Regions from separate parts of the Homo sapiens genome. Here all the other regions are linked to region 1. Evidence: read pairs that join two places in POLR2A ChIA-PET (ENCODE). Cell type or tissue: PC-3. All regions are shown on one strand. Each heading gives the region's core, and the rest is flanking DNA. Links, peaks and the distances in the headings are about the cores only.

The links. ChIA-PET counts read pairs that join two places held together with the same protein. Peaks named below come from ENCODE experiments on the same cell type or tissue, not always from the same donor. Only the 100,000 strongest peaks of a DNase experiment are listed, where the experiment ranks them.
Region 2: POLR2A ChIA-PET joins it to region 1 with 7 read pairs; 11 of 35 experiments call an interaction of 5 or more read pairs at or near these places.
Region 3: POLR2A ChIA-PET joins it to region 1 with 5 read pairs; 1 of 35 experiments calls an interaction of 5 or more read pairs at or near these places.

What each region holds. Positions count from the first base shown.
Region 1 is chr1:227,368,749-227,373,154 of GRCh38, forward strand. No RefSeq gene overlaps it. Among named protein-coding and RNA genes, the nearest start is that of LINC01641, 23 kb to the right of the region's middle. In PC-3, for the core only: no CTCF peak of the experiment used is centred there; DNase peaks (open chromatin) are centred at 1,913 and 4,073; H3K4me3 peaks cover 1,343 bases; H3K27ac peaks cover 3,481 bases.
Region 2 is chr1:227,310,624-227,315,029 of GRCh38, forward strand. The region is part of intron 1 of CDC42BPA (CDC42 binding protein kinase alpha); the gene reads right to left. Among named protein-coding and RNA genes, the nearest start is that of CDC42BPA, 5.7 kb to the right of the region's middle. In PC-3, for the core only: no CTCF peak of the experiment used is centred there; no DNase peak of the experiment used is centred there; H3K4me3 peaks cover 789 bases.
Region 3 is chr1:226,320,948-226,325,353 of GRCh38, forward strand. No RefSeq gene overlaps it. Among named protein-coding and RNA genes, the nearest start is that of LIN9, 14 kb to the left of the region's middle. In PC-3, for the core only: no CTCF peak of the experiment used is centred there; a DNase peak (open chromatin) is centred at 2,244.

The DNA of each region.
Region 1 (4,406 bases), core at 141-4,140:
CTCATGCCTCAGTCTCCAGGTAGCTGGAATTACAGGTGCGCACCTCCATGCCCAGCTAATTTTTGTACTTCTAGAGCCATGTGGGCCAGGCTAGTCTCAAACTCCTGGCCTCAAGTGATCTGCCCGCCTCGTCCTCCCAAAGTGCTGGGACTACAGGCATAAGCCACCGTGCCTGGCCAATATTCTAATTTTTGATACAAGGGCTGGTTACACAGATGTGTTTACTTTTTGAAAATACATTGAACTTTGATAATTTGTGCACATTTCTGCATATATGTTATACTTCAATAGTAAGTTTAAAAAAAAAAAAGAGAAAAAGAGCGAGGGACTTTCCCTCCAGCTTTCAAGGAGCTGGCCTTACTGCTCAATCAAGTGCAGGCCACCAGACTCACAGCCTTGACATCTCCCAGGCACACACCAGAAACTTAGACTATCAGGCCCCACCTCGAACCTGCTGACTCAGGAACTGCATTTTAACAAGGGCCCCAGGTGACTTGAATGCACAGTGATGTTTAAGAAGCACTGATCTGGAACACAATCTTGCAAGCAGAAAAGTACAATATGAAAGTGTCCTGAATGGCACGGGGGAGGGAAGCACAGGGCACCAGAGAAGCCAGAAAAGGCACCTCTCACCCAGGCCAGCTCAGTTCCCCCGAGTTTGCTCCTAAGCCCAGCAATCCTGGGAGTATCTAATTGCCAGATATGTTAGTGGAGAACCTCAGGTTTACTACCTTCCTTATTTACGGCTTAGCATTTTAGTCAAGAGCAGTAATTGTTTAGAATCAATACCAAAGGAAGCCTGAATTTCAGGCCAGAAAGTGCTGCTGTGACTCTGCAGTTGTTTAAAAAGATAAACGGTCTCTACATTTTTTTTTTTTTGTCTTCAGCTAGGGACAAAGAAAAGTAGGACAAGCACGAGGAGAACCTGATAGAGGAGTGCTTTGCAAATAATTAGTAGCTAATTTTAGCTGATCAGCTTACCTATTTTTTCATTATTCTGTAAAACTGAGTTCCAAAGTTGTAAAATTTGATCCTGTCCAAAAGCCCCCAAAATAACATTTAAGATCCAATGATGCTATCTCAGGTAACAGACACTGAAAGCAGGGCCTCAGCAACATCTCAAATGTGAAGAGTTATTATACTTTTGTCTTTCTTCTATTTGTCATCCGTATCATCACTGTTATTGTATTTCTCTAGAATATTGGCTTTTTAAAAAATGAAATCATAAAAAATAAACTCCAACTGCTCATAATGCTAAACACCATGAAGAGATGATTTCTTTTCTTTGCATAGCACACTTTCTTTAATTTATCCTTGAGTCACAAGGAATTGTTTTAATTATATTACTACATTGCTAACTCATTCTGTTTGTTGTCCACTCTGACTGGAAGCACTTTCTTCTGCATTTATGGCTCTTCAGCCTAATGCCACCTTGAGTCTATATTTCTAATTTCTAAAGCTTTTAATGTGCATTTGTCTCTGTTGAGATTAAAAGCAAATTTTGCTATTAATGGATACATTTTCTGATGTTTCAGAGTCATATTGAAATAAACGATCAAATTGATATCATCCACTCCCTGCAAATGAGTGCCCTCTCCAAATTTAGTGACCACTTTTAATATTTTCATCTAAATTGGTGATAAAGAACAATCCCTAAGGGTGTCCTTGGGTTGATAAGGAACCACTGATAATTACTATTGAGGAGTTTTCAATAAGCTTATAGTATTACCAGTATCTCAGCTCCTTGCTTAGACTATCGTGTGACACAGAATCAACTGCTTTATTTGTATTCACACGGGCTGATTCACTCACCCCACCCTCCACCCTCCACCACCCACCACCATATACCCGGCCCCTTTAGCACAAAAGGAAATAACATTGGTCTGGCATAATCCTCTTTTCACCAAGCCATGCCTTGGCATTAATCATGTAAGGAAATAAGACCATATTCTCTGCATCATAGCCGAGGCCCTCTGCAGCAAATCCAGTGCGGTTTCTGAGCAGCATTGAATAAGTGGAACAGGGGACAGGCTGGGTCACCCGGTGCCTGGAAACATGCACAGGGTCTGCTTGTTTTTGTTAGTATTTATTAGTAAAAGTGGCAAGGATGACTCGAGATCTGAGGTCAGCAGAGTCTGAGAATAATGGATTGGAGGACAGACAGTCACCCTGGGTAGAATCTCACCTTCTTCCGCAATCCCGCTCAGCAGTCCTCTGGCTCAGAAGCAGCCAAGGGAAGCTCTCGATTTTTTAATCTAAAACAGAAATGCAGACAATCAGCAAGCAAAGACAACTACATACTCTATAACAAGAAAATATACATTGCTCTGTGTTAAATTATACCTTAACCGTGCACAGGCAGGCCTGTTAGAGGGTCTGATAATTCTTCTACTCTGCTTTAACTGGTCCTGATAATTGACTTTTTGGATGAAACCCATGCCATTTTCATGGGACTCCCTGAGGAATTATTTTTACTCACTAGAACCACCTCCTTTCAAGAAATAAGCCTCATTCTTCCTTCTCCAGTTTTGACTTGATATCACATACACACTGTTTGTTCAGGGTCAAATGTCTGCTAGTTGCATATTGAATTCCTTTTCAGTGTCAGAATCATTGTTTCAACTGTAACCAGCTAGATGTCATAGTCTTTCTCTCTCTCTCTCTCTCTCTCTGTGTGTGTGTGTGTAAATTATTCTCTTAATACAAGTATTCTTCATCCTGTAGCAAAGGGAAAACGTCTGCCAAATTTCAACATTAGAAAATAAAGCAAGCAGCCTAAGCAACATGGTGAAACTCTGTCTCTACTAAAAATTCAAAAATTAGCAGGGCATGGTGGCACATGCCTGTAGTCCCAGCTACTCAGGAGGCTGAGGTGGGAGGATTGCTTGAGCCCAGGAAGTTGAGGCTGCAGTGAACTATAATCACGCTACTGCATTCCAGCTGGGCAAGAGAGTGAGACCTGTCTCAAAACAAAAATTTTAAAAATGAGGGGAAAGCAGTGATAGTGAAATGCAAAGGGTATTTTGGGAGCTCAGAGAAGAATATCTTACCCATCTTGGAAGGGTTACGGAAGACCCTTGGACAAGGCTGGCATGAGATCCAACTTATTACTTGGTATGAAGCAAATCTAGAATTAAGACAGCAAATGAAACCAAGTTACGTGTCAGAAAACCAAGTGATAGCCCTATAAATGTTCAGCCAACATATGGAAGAGATTTATATTATACCCTTGACCAAATATACCCAATCTTCAGCAGGCAGCTTCTTGCTGTGAGCACATTGGTATAAAAGGTGGTATGAAAATGTTGGTTTGTGGAAGTCGTTATGTCCTTGGGAAATGTTTTGAGGATTCCAGGTCCACTTTATCTGCCCTGGCTCATTAACTATTTTCATAACAGATCTTCAGAGGAACCAATATACTAGCGACTGAGCTGTTGCTAAGAGATGATCTCTTAAGTCAGAAAATTTGAACATGGACTCAGGGACTCTCCTGACAGAACTGTATCCAGAATCTTTCATATGTAAAAATGCCTGAAAGGGTGACATTAGCCATCTACATCCACATGGATACAAGCCACAGTGCTGATCTACTTAGGCTTGCTGCTTCCTACAAATAGAGAGAGGAGAAAACAGCTTCCAGTCAAAATGAGATGAACTCATCTGACCCATAAAAAAGAATTCAATTAATTTAAAATAAGACAATTAAGGCAATTCCCACGGAATAAACTAACTTGGGCTTTTAACTAATCCTGGGTAAAACTTGGAGGCCAAGTTGATTTAGATGGCAATCTACACATTTACATGTTTATTTGGATTTGGGTCTCTTATAGGAAGGGTCCCTAATACTTTCTTAATGAAAAGTTCTTGCATTTTCCTAATTTTTGTCATTGCCAAGCCCCCAGAAGGCAGAAATGTGTCTTATTTTTTGTATCCTTGGTATGTAACTCTTAGAAAATAGAAGAAATTTAATAAATGTTTACTGAATGCATTTTTAAAACCCCAAATTTGGAGACAGGATGAAAGGAGAGGGAGGAATAATCCAATCTGTTTGCACAGGGTAGTGAATCATGTACCCTGGCCTGGCTCCAACCATCTTAACCCAGAACTTAAGAACAAGTAATAATCCCTGCTCAGAATGTCAATATTTAACATTGTATTTATTTGCTGGGTAGGGTCTCCATTTGTTTATGTTTCTCTCAATGTTGTGTATCTCTGTTTGTCTGCCCTTCAACATGTTTGTCCACCCTGATGGAAAGCTTAGATGGAGTGGAAATGATGCCTATTTTAATGGCTTCATGGCACTCAAGTGGGTACTTAAAGACGCTATTTTGAATGGAGCCTTTGGGAGACCCTAATGAGTGACACCATTCTAAATGAACTGAAATACCAAAAGAACAGCCTCTCTC
Region 2 (4,406 bases), core at 149-4,148, 58 kb before region 1:
TACTCACCATTAATGGAGAAGAAAAGGAAGTCCCCCAGATTTGGAAAGGAGTTTTTTTTTTTGTTTTTTGTTTTTTTTTTTGAGACAGAGTCTTGCTCTGTCGCCCAGACTGGAGTGCAGTGGCGCGATCTCGGCTCACTGCAAGCTCTGACTCCTGGGTTCACGCCATTCTCCCACCTCAGCCTCCTGAGTAGCTGGGACTACAGGCACCCGTCACCGCGCCCGGCTAATTTTTTTTTTTGAATTTTTAGTAGAGACGCGGTTTCACCATGTTAGCCAGGATGGTCTCAATCTCCTGACCTCGTGATCCGCCCACCTCGGCCTCCCAAAGTGCTGGGATTACAGGCGTAAACCACCGCACCCGGCCAAGGAGTTTTTATATACAACAAAAAACTTGTGTCTGGGATAATCCATACTTACAGTGTGGGTAATTCAAAAACAAAAATCACACGAAGTGCAGATGATCACACTTGCAATTCCAACACTTTGGAAGCCCAAGGCAGGCGGATCACTTGAGGGCAGGAGTTTGAGACCAGTCAGGACAACATAATGAGACCCCCCATCTCCACACACACAAAAATTTTTTAATTAGCTGGGCATGGTGGCACATGCTTGTAGCTCCAGCTACTTGGTAAGCTGAGACAGGAGGATCCTGAGCCCAGGAGGTTGAGGCTGTAGTGAGCCATGATGGTCTCTCATAACAATTATTATGCAAAGACTTCTTGACTCATCAAGACAGGGCAAAAGGAGCTAAGCAATTCTTGGTCCTCGATACCTAAAACTGGCAGTTTCCTGAGCAACAAATGATGAGAAAAAATCTGATAGAACTAGCAAATCCTCACCTACATCTACCCTAGAGTTCAGCTGAAGTGATGAGAAGCTAAAACCAAGAAACTACTACCTTTGTTTATAGGTCATATGGTTATCACTCAAACTCAAAAACGTATATACCTCTGACAATCAATCAAAGTCAATGCCCATTAGCCCAAACTCAGAAACGGAAAAAAACAAAGGAAGAGACAATAAACCATTGAAAGAAATACAAGAGTGAAATTAACTCCCCTGCCCATTAAGTTCTTTTAAATTAAAAATACCCAATCATAAAAAAAAAAAATACCCTATCATTCAACAAGTCAGACTGAAGTAGCAACTCAGGAACACAGTATTCATTCTCATTCTCTGTCTCCCTCTCCCTACTCATTCTCTTTTTCTCCCTCCCCCATGTCTCCTCTTCCCATCTATTTCCAAGTCTGTATCTTGCCCATACCTTACACTCTTTCCCTTCACTAGGTTCTTGAGTAAGTCCCTAATCTATCGTGTGTCCTTTTTGAAAAAATGAACTGTCTATATTTTCACTGTTTAACAGTCAACATAGCATAGCTGCACCTACACTGAAGTATTTCAAACTATTTTTATCTCAACCTATAGTAAGAAATATGGGAATAAGGACTACAGGAAAACACAATGTTTTGCACAACAATACTTATTCCTTCTATATTTGATGTACTTTATATTTTCTATTCTAGTCTTTAATTTTTTTTAAATGCTGGTTAGACTTAGTAATTGGTTTTAAAACCTATCACAACCAGCAGGAGAAAAACAATGAGCTACATACGTAACATACTGTCAATAAATGTACCAAATGAGAAAAAGGTCAGAGAATAAATTTTTGACTGCCATAAAAGAGTGGTACAATAAAATATTTATTTGAGCTAAATTATTTTATCCTAAAATAGCCTGAGCTTACTGTGTAATAGTATTCAAGTCCTAGGAATTATGGGACATTTCATAAAATTTCCAACATACTGCACTATTTGTTTTTATATACTGCTATACTAAGGTATGCCTTACATTTCCATATAAAATAAATATATGTCTAAAATTCCTAAAGTGTTAATCCTGACATCCTGTTTTCACTCATGAAGCAATACATTCCTTTTTTAAAAAAGCTGGGTGTGGTGGTGCATGCCTGTAATCCCAGCTCTTTAAGAGGCTGAGGTGGGAGGATCTCTTGAGCCCAGGAGTTCAAGACCAGCCTAGGTAACACAGTAAGACCCTTGACATGGTTTGGATTTGTGCCGTCACCCAAATCTCATGTCAAACTGTAATCCCAGTGTTGGAGGAGGGACCTGGCGGGAGGTGACTGGATCATGGGGGCAGACTTCCCCTTTGTGTTGTGATAGTGAGTGAGTTCTCACAAGATCTGGTTGTTTAAAAGCGTGTAGCATCTCCCCCTTCTCTCTCTTCCTCCCACTCCAGCCATGCAGGACGGGGTCGGCTTCTCCTTTGCCTTTTACCATGATTGCAAGTTTCCTGAGGCCTCCCCTGCATGCCTCCTTGTAGCCTGCGGAACTGTGAGCCAATCAAACCTCTTTTCTCTATAAATTACTCAGTCTTAGGTAGTTCTTTATAGCAATGCGAGAACAGACTAACAAAACCCTGTCTCTAAAATAAAGCAATACATAAAATAAAAAGAGTAATGTTCCTAAAAACAATTATAATACAACCCTGTCTCTAAAATAAATCAATACATAATATAAAAGGGTGATGTTCCTAAAAACAAAAAAATTACTAATGAACATCAAGTATTTCAAAGACTTTAGGGGTTAACAGCACTAGTTCATTATACCTAAGTTCACTCTACTTTATAGGGAATTTTTCCTAGATGTAATTTTATCAACAGCATCACTCCTATGCTATTCCATCATGAATGCCAGTAACCAGTATCATCTGGCAACTACCTCTAAGTGTAATTTCTCTTAAAAAGAGAGAGACAAACAGAAATGTTATAATAATAGCCATTACATCTATTGAACACACTTCTACCATGTGCCAGCATTGTACTAGATAAAATAATTGTAATTACTCATTATCATTCCTAGAATAGAATATTAGGTGGCTAGTATAAAGGAAACAAGTACCCAACCAATATTGCTGATTATTCTAGTTGAGAACTTAAATAAAATAAATGTAATCATCTGTATTAAGTGAACATTTTGATAATTCGGACTGATTAATTAATAAATTCTACTCAGGAAAAGCTAACAATGAGGAACAGCATATGTGAAGAACAAAAGTGTCCTAGAAAAGATACATATCCATCAACACCTCACTTAATTAACACTCGTGTCATAAAAAAAAAGTGAACAGCTTTAAAACTATACTAATAAAAAGAAAAGCTTAAAGCATAGTACCTGCTGATATGCTCTAGGTACAAATTTATTAAACAGACTATTTTCTATGTATATACAAAATCTGAATAAGCTATAAAATTAGTTATTTAGTGATAATTTCTGTATGTTACAAAGTCCAAAATTCAAAAAGCATCAAAATAGTTATCCATGTACAGACAGCCTTGCATATTTATTTTGTATTAATATTATCTTACATTTATTAAGTAAATTGGTAAATAATTCCCCAAAATTCCAATTTCCCATTTCAAAGTAGGGGGTGGCCGATTTAACGAATGATATACTAATTCAGTCATTACTAGCAAATTAGTTTACAATGTGGAAGTTATTTTTACTTCTACAACTCCACTGTAATTTATTCTAGAGTTATGCTGACATCGACTATTACTGTATACACAAACATACAAACCATAATCATTTCAACAACTTAAAACTAAGCAGACAAAAAACATAGTCTTTCAAATACTATTTACTATAAATGAAAAATAATACATCTTATTAAATTTAAATGTGATCTATAGTCTTAAGGCACTTTTATTCCCTTGCTCTAGTGATCATTGGCTTAATCCTCTCTTTCTCTTTCCACTTATTTCCTCCCTCAAGCCATCAGCACCAAAAGCAAGAAAGGCTGTCAAAGAAAAACAACATATCTGACTTTGAATTGTCAGTTTTCTTATTGTTTTGATACTGCTATGAACAAAACATTAACTGTACCAATATAAAAATAAAATGGACTAAAACTAGGAATAAAATGAAATTGATAGAAATGAAGCTGAATACAGCCGGTAAGAATCTTGGCTGACTGTACTTTAAGAGTAATCTATCATCAGCATAAAGATAAGTAGCATCTAGCTGACACTTTCATTAATATAAATAACGAACACAAATATGTAACAACTTGTGTTATTAATACTGCGTTCCTGTTGCAAATAGTCTTTTAAAGATTTAAATAAAAGACAATATTTTTTCAATTATTAAAAATTAAACTTAAAATTACACCATTTAAGGCAAATCTAAATTACCAAATTTAACCCCAACAACAATCCCTGTAAATTTCCACCAGAGTCCCAAAAAATAATGTTTAGAACACTGAACTGAGGTCAATTCACAATTTGGAAATATTCTTAGTCTTAACTGATTTTCACATATTGTTAAGTAATTAAAATAAAATAGGACATTTCCCCAAAATGCAGTTATCAATTCATATGAAGAACA
Region 3 (4,406 bases), core at 149-4,148, 1.0 Mb before region 1:
CGAGAGGTGAAGCCAGCGCGCCTTCTGGATGGGGTGGGCACTTGGAGAACCTTTCTATCTAGCTAGAGGATTGTAAATACACCAATCAGCACTCTGTGTCTAGCTAGAGGATTGTAAATGCACCAATCAACGTTCCATAAAAATTGACCAATCAGCACTCTGTAAAATGGACCAATCAGCACTCTGTGAAATAGACCAATCAACGGGACATGGGAGGGGCCAAATAAGGGAATAAAAGCTGGCCACCGGAGTCAGAAGTGGTAACGTGTTCTGCCTTGTTATTTTGCACTTCAGATTGATTCTTGCTGTTGCTTACTGTTTGGGTCTGCGCTACTTTTAAGAGCTGTAACCCTCGCTACAGAGGTCTGTGGGTTCGTTCTTGAAGTCAGCAAGACCACGAACCCACTGGAAGGAAGACACTGTGGATATATCTGAAGGAACAAACTCTGGACACACCGTTTTTGTGACTTCTTAACACTCAACACCAACGTCCGCAGCTTCATTCTTGAAGTCAGTGAGACCAAGAACCCACCGGAAAGAACCGACTCCGGACCCACTGGCCTCAAGGGATCCTTCTGCCTCAGTCTCCCAAAGTGCTGGAGCCGCCGTGTTCAGTCCACTGTACAGGGTTTCATTTTGGGGTGATGAAAATGTCTTGTAATTGGCCGGGTGTGGTGGCTCACGCCTGTGATCCCAGCACTCTGGGAGGCTGAGGAGGGTAGATCACTTGGGGAGAGGAGTTCAAGACCGGCCTGACCAATACGGTGAAACCCTGTCTGTTTTAAAAATACAAAAATTAACTGGGTGTGGTGGTGGGCAGTGGTAATGCAGATACTCGGGAGGCTGAGGCTGGAGAATCACTTGAACCTGGGAGGCAGAGGCTCAGTGAGTTGAGATCGTGCCACTGCATTCCAGCCCGGGTGACAGCAAGAATCCGTCTCAAAAAAAAGTCCTGAAATCAACCCTGGTGGTTGCACAACTCTGTGCATACAGTAGTCCCCACTTCTCCAGAGTTTCTCTTGCCGTGGTTTCATTTACCCATAAACAACTGAGGTCCGAAAAGAGATGAGTACAGTATAAGATATTTAGAGACACAGTTACAATATACAGTAACTTGTATTACAGTATACATTTGTTACAGTATATTGCTGTGATTGCTCTGTTTTATTATTATTTTTGAGACAAGGTCTGTCATCCAGGCTGGAGTGCAGGGGTGCAATGATGGCTCACTATAGCCTGGACCTCCCCAGGCTCGGGTGATTTTGCTACCTCAGCCTCCATAGTAGCTGGGACCACTGGCATGCATCACCACACCCAGCAATTTTTGTATATTTTATAGAGATGGGGTTTTGCCATGTTGCCCAGGCTGGTCTTGAACTCCTGGGCTCAAGCAGTCTGCTTGCCCTGGCCTCCCAAAGTGCTGGGGTTACATGCGTGAGCCGCTGTGCCCAGCCTGTTCTATTTTATTATTAGTTATTGTTGTTAATCTCTTACTTTGCTAATTTACAAATTAAACTTTATCGTAGGTATGTATGTATAGAGAAAACAGTATATATAGGATTCAGTACTATCGTCAGTTTCAGGCATCCAATGGGGGTCCTGGAATGTATCCCCCAGGGTTAAGTGTGAACTAGTATATACTAAAAACTATAGAATTGTGTATTTTAAATAGGTGAATTGTGGTCTGTGAAGTATAACTCAATAAATGTGTTACAAGGAAAATCTTGTTTTCAGACTAGGTTTTATCCCAATCTTAAAATCTTTGGTAGTCGTTTTGTGCTAGACCCCTTCCTAGGCACTTAATGAAGATGTGAAGTCAAAGAGGCACTCTACTAGGCAATTTTATTTATTTATTTATTTATTTATTTATTTTTTGAGACGGGGTCTCACTCTGTTGCTCAGGCTGGACTGCAGTGGGGCAATCACAGCTCCTGCAGCCTCAACCTCCCAGGCTCAAGCCACATCCTCCCACCTCGGACTGCCAAATAGCTGGGACTGCAGAGGCACGCTACTACAGGGGCACACTATTTTTTGTAGAGACAGGGTTTTGCCATGTTGCCCAGGCTGGTCTAGAACTCCTGAGCTCAAGCAATCCGCCCTCAGTCTCCCAAAGTGATGGGATTACCGGCACTTGGCCTGTTCAGAATTTCTTAAATGAATTAGCACATATAAGCTAGAGGAGCCCACCAGCCCAGGCTACCCAAGGAGGAATACCTTGTCATCAGAACTGCCCAAACCAGAAAGATTGGATGACTCAACACAGTGCAGATTTGTGAATTCTAACCCAGAAAGATTGCCCCTTCAGGACCTGTATGTGTCCAAGGAAACATTAAGAGTTTAATAGCCTGGGCAACATAGTCAAACTCTGCCTCCACAAAAATTAGCTGGGTGAGGTGGTGTGCGCCTGTAGTCCCAGCTACACAGGAGGCTGAGGTGTGAGGATCAGTTGGGCTGGGGAGGTTGAAGCTCCAGTGAGCTATGATTGCACCACTGCAGTCCAGCCTGGGAAACAGAGCAAGACCCTGTCTCAAAAAAAAAAAAAAAAAAAAAAGAAAAGAAAAAGGTTTATAGTCATCAATTCTGCTGTCTTCTCATAACCCCTAGTATTCTAGGCAATTTAATAGGGTACGATTATTCAGTAATTGGCCAGCAAATACTTATTAATTAAGCACCTACTATGTGGCAGGAACTAAGGTTGCAAAATTCAATGTGACATAGTGCCTCGCAGAGCTTTCAGTCTAAGGGAAGACACAGACACATTCCATAAGCAATTGCAATAGTTTGACAGTAGCTGTCCTAGGGCTGAGGTCAAGATACTGTAGGAGCATAGTGGAGTGCGGGATGTAGGGGAGGAAAAGAAATATTTTTTCCTTGATCATCACTGGGTTTGTGGCTGAAGCCCCTATAACAAAAGATAGTTTAACAAGAAAAGTATACACATTTATTTATTTAAGTTTCATGCGACATGGGAGACTTTAAAAGGAAATGGCTGGGTGCAGTGGCTCGCGCCTGTAATGCCTCGGGAGACTGAGGTGGGCTGATCACCTGAGGCCAGGAGTTTGAGACCAGCCTAGCCAAGATGGCGAAACCCAGTCTCTACTAAAATTACAAAAATTAGCTGGGTGTGGTGGCATGCGCCTGTAATCCCAGCTACTTGGGAGGCTGAGGTAGGAGAATCGCTTGAACCCGGGAGGCAGAGCTTGCAGTGATTCAAGAGCAAGCCACTGCACTCCAGCCCAGACAACAGAGCAAACCTCCGTCTCAAAAAAACAAAAAAAGGAAATGGCCCAAACAAACAGGTAAATCTGTGTATATTTTATGCTAGGTTTGATGGAGAAGTGGATGGTCCTGGAAAAATATAATTGGATAAAAAGTATGATCTAATGTTAATAAAGTGTGAGGGGACCACTTAGCAAGACCTATTTGTTCCGATTTTTCTTTGTGTCTCTGTGTGTTCAGAGATAAGGATGTCCCTTTCCTCTAGGTATAGGGAGGGACCTCTCCAATGAGGTCTCATGACCTGCTTCAAGGGAGAAGGCTGAGAGGAAGATGAGATGGACCTACTTGCTTCTGCTGTTTTCTCAAATACCAAAGTGCTGTATTTGTGGGTAGCATGTCCTGAACTTAATCAGAGGTTGATAGGGGGTGAGGTAAGAAATGTTTCCCAGTCTTTGAACTGAGACCTGAAGGCTGAGTAGAAGTTAGAGAGAGGAAGTGGAAGAAGAAAGTACTATGATTGGCAGAAAGTCATGTGCAAAGGCCCAGGGGAAAGAAAGAACAGAGCTTTTATCCCAGGAACTTTAAGTAGTTGAGGATAGTTGAAGAGTTTAAAATTAGATGTGGCAAAAGCTAAGACTCAAGAGATAAACAGGGGCCTCACAAGTATAGAGGGCTTTTGAAACCTTTCCTGAAATGGGTTTTGATACCTATGGAGGTGCACCACTGCTAGTCAGGGTTCTCTAGAGAGAGAGAACCAACAGGGGATGATTAGATAGATAGATAGATAGATAGATAGATAGATAGATAGATACATACATACATACATACATACATACATACATATACAGACAGAGGAGAAGGGATTTATTAGGGAATTGGCTCACATGATTCTGGAAGCTGAGAAGTCCCATGACAGGCCATCTGCAAGCTGGAGACCCTGGGATGCTGGTATTGTGGCTCAATCCAAGTCAAAAAGTCTTAGAACCAGGGATGCCAATGGTGTAATTCTCAGCCCAAGCCCCAAAGCCTGAGAACCTGGTGGGGTGGGTGGTGCTCATGTAAGCCCTAGAGTCTCAAGGCTGGAGAGCCTGGGGTCCTGATATCCAAGGACAGGAGGAGAAGAGTAGGTCCCAGCTCCAGGAGAGAGAGGAAATCCTTTTCTCTCCTTTTTTTGTTCTATCTTGGCC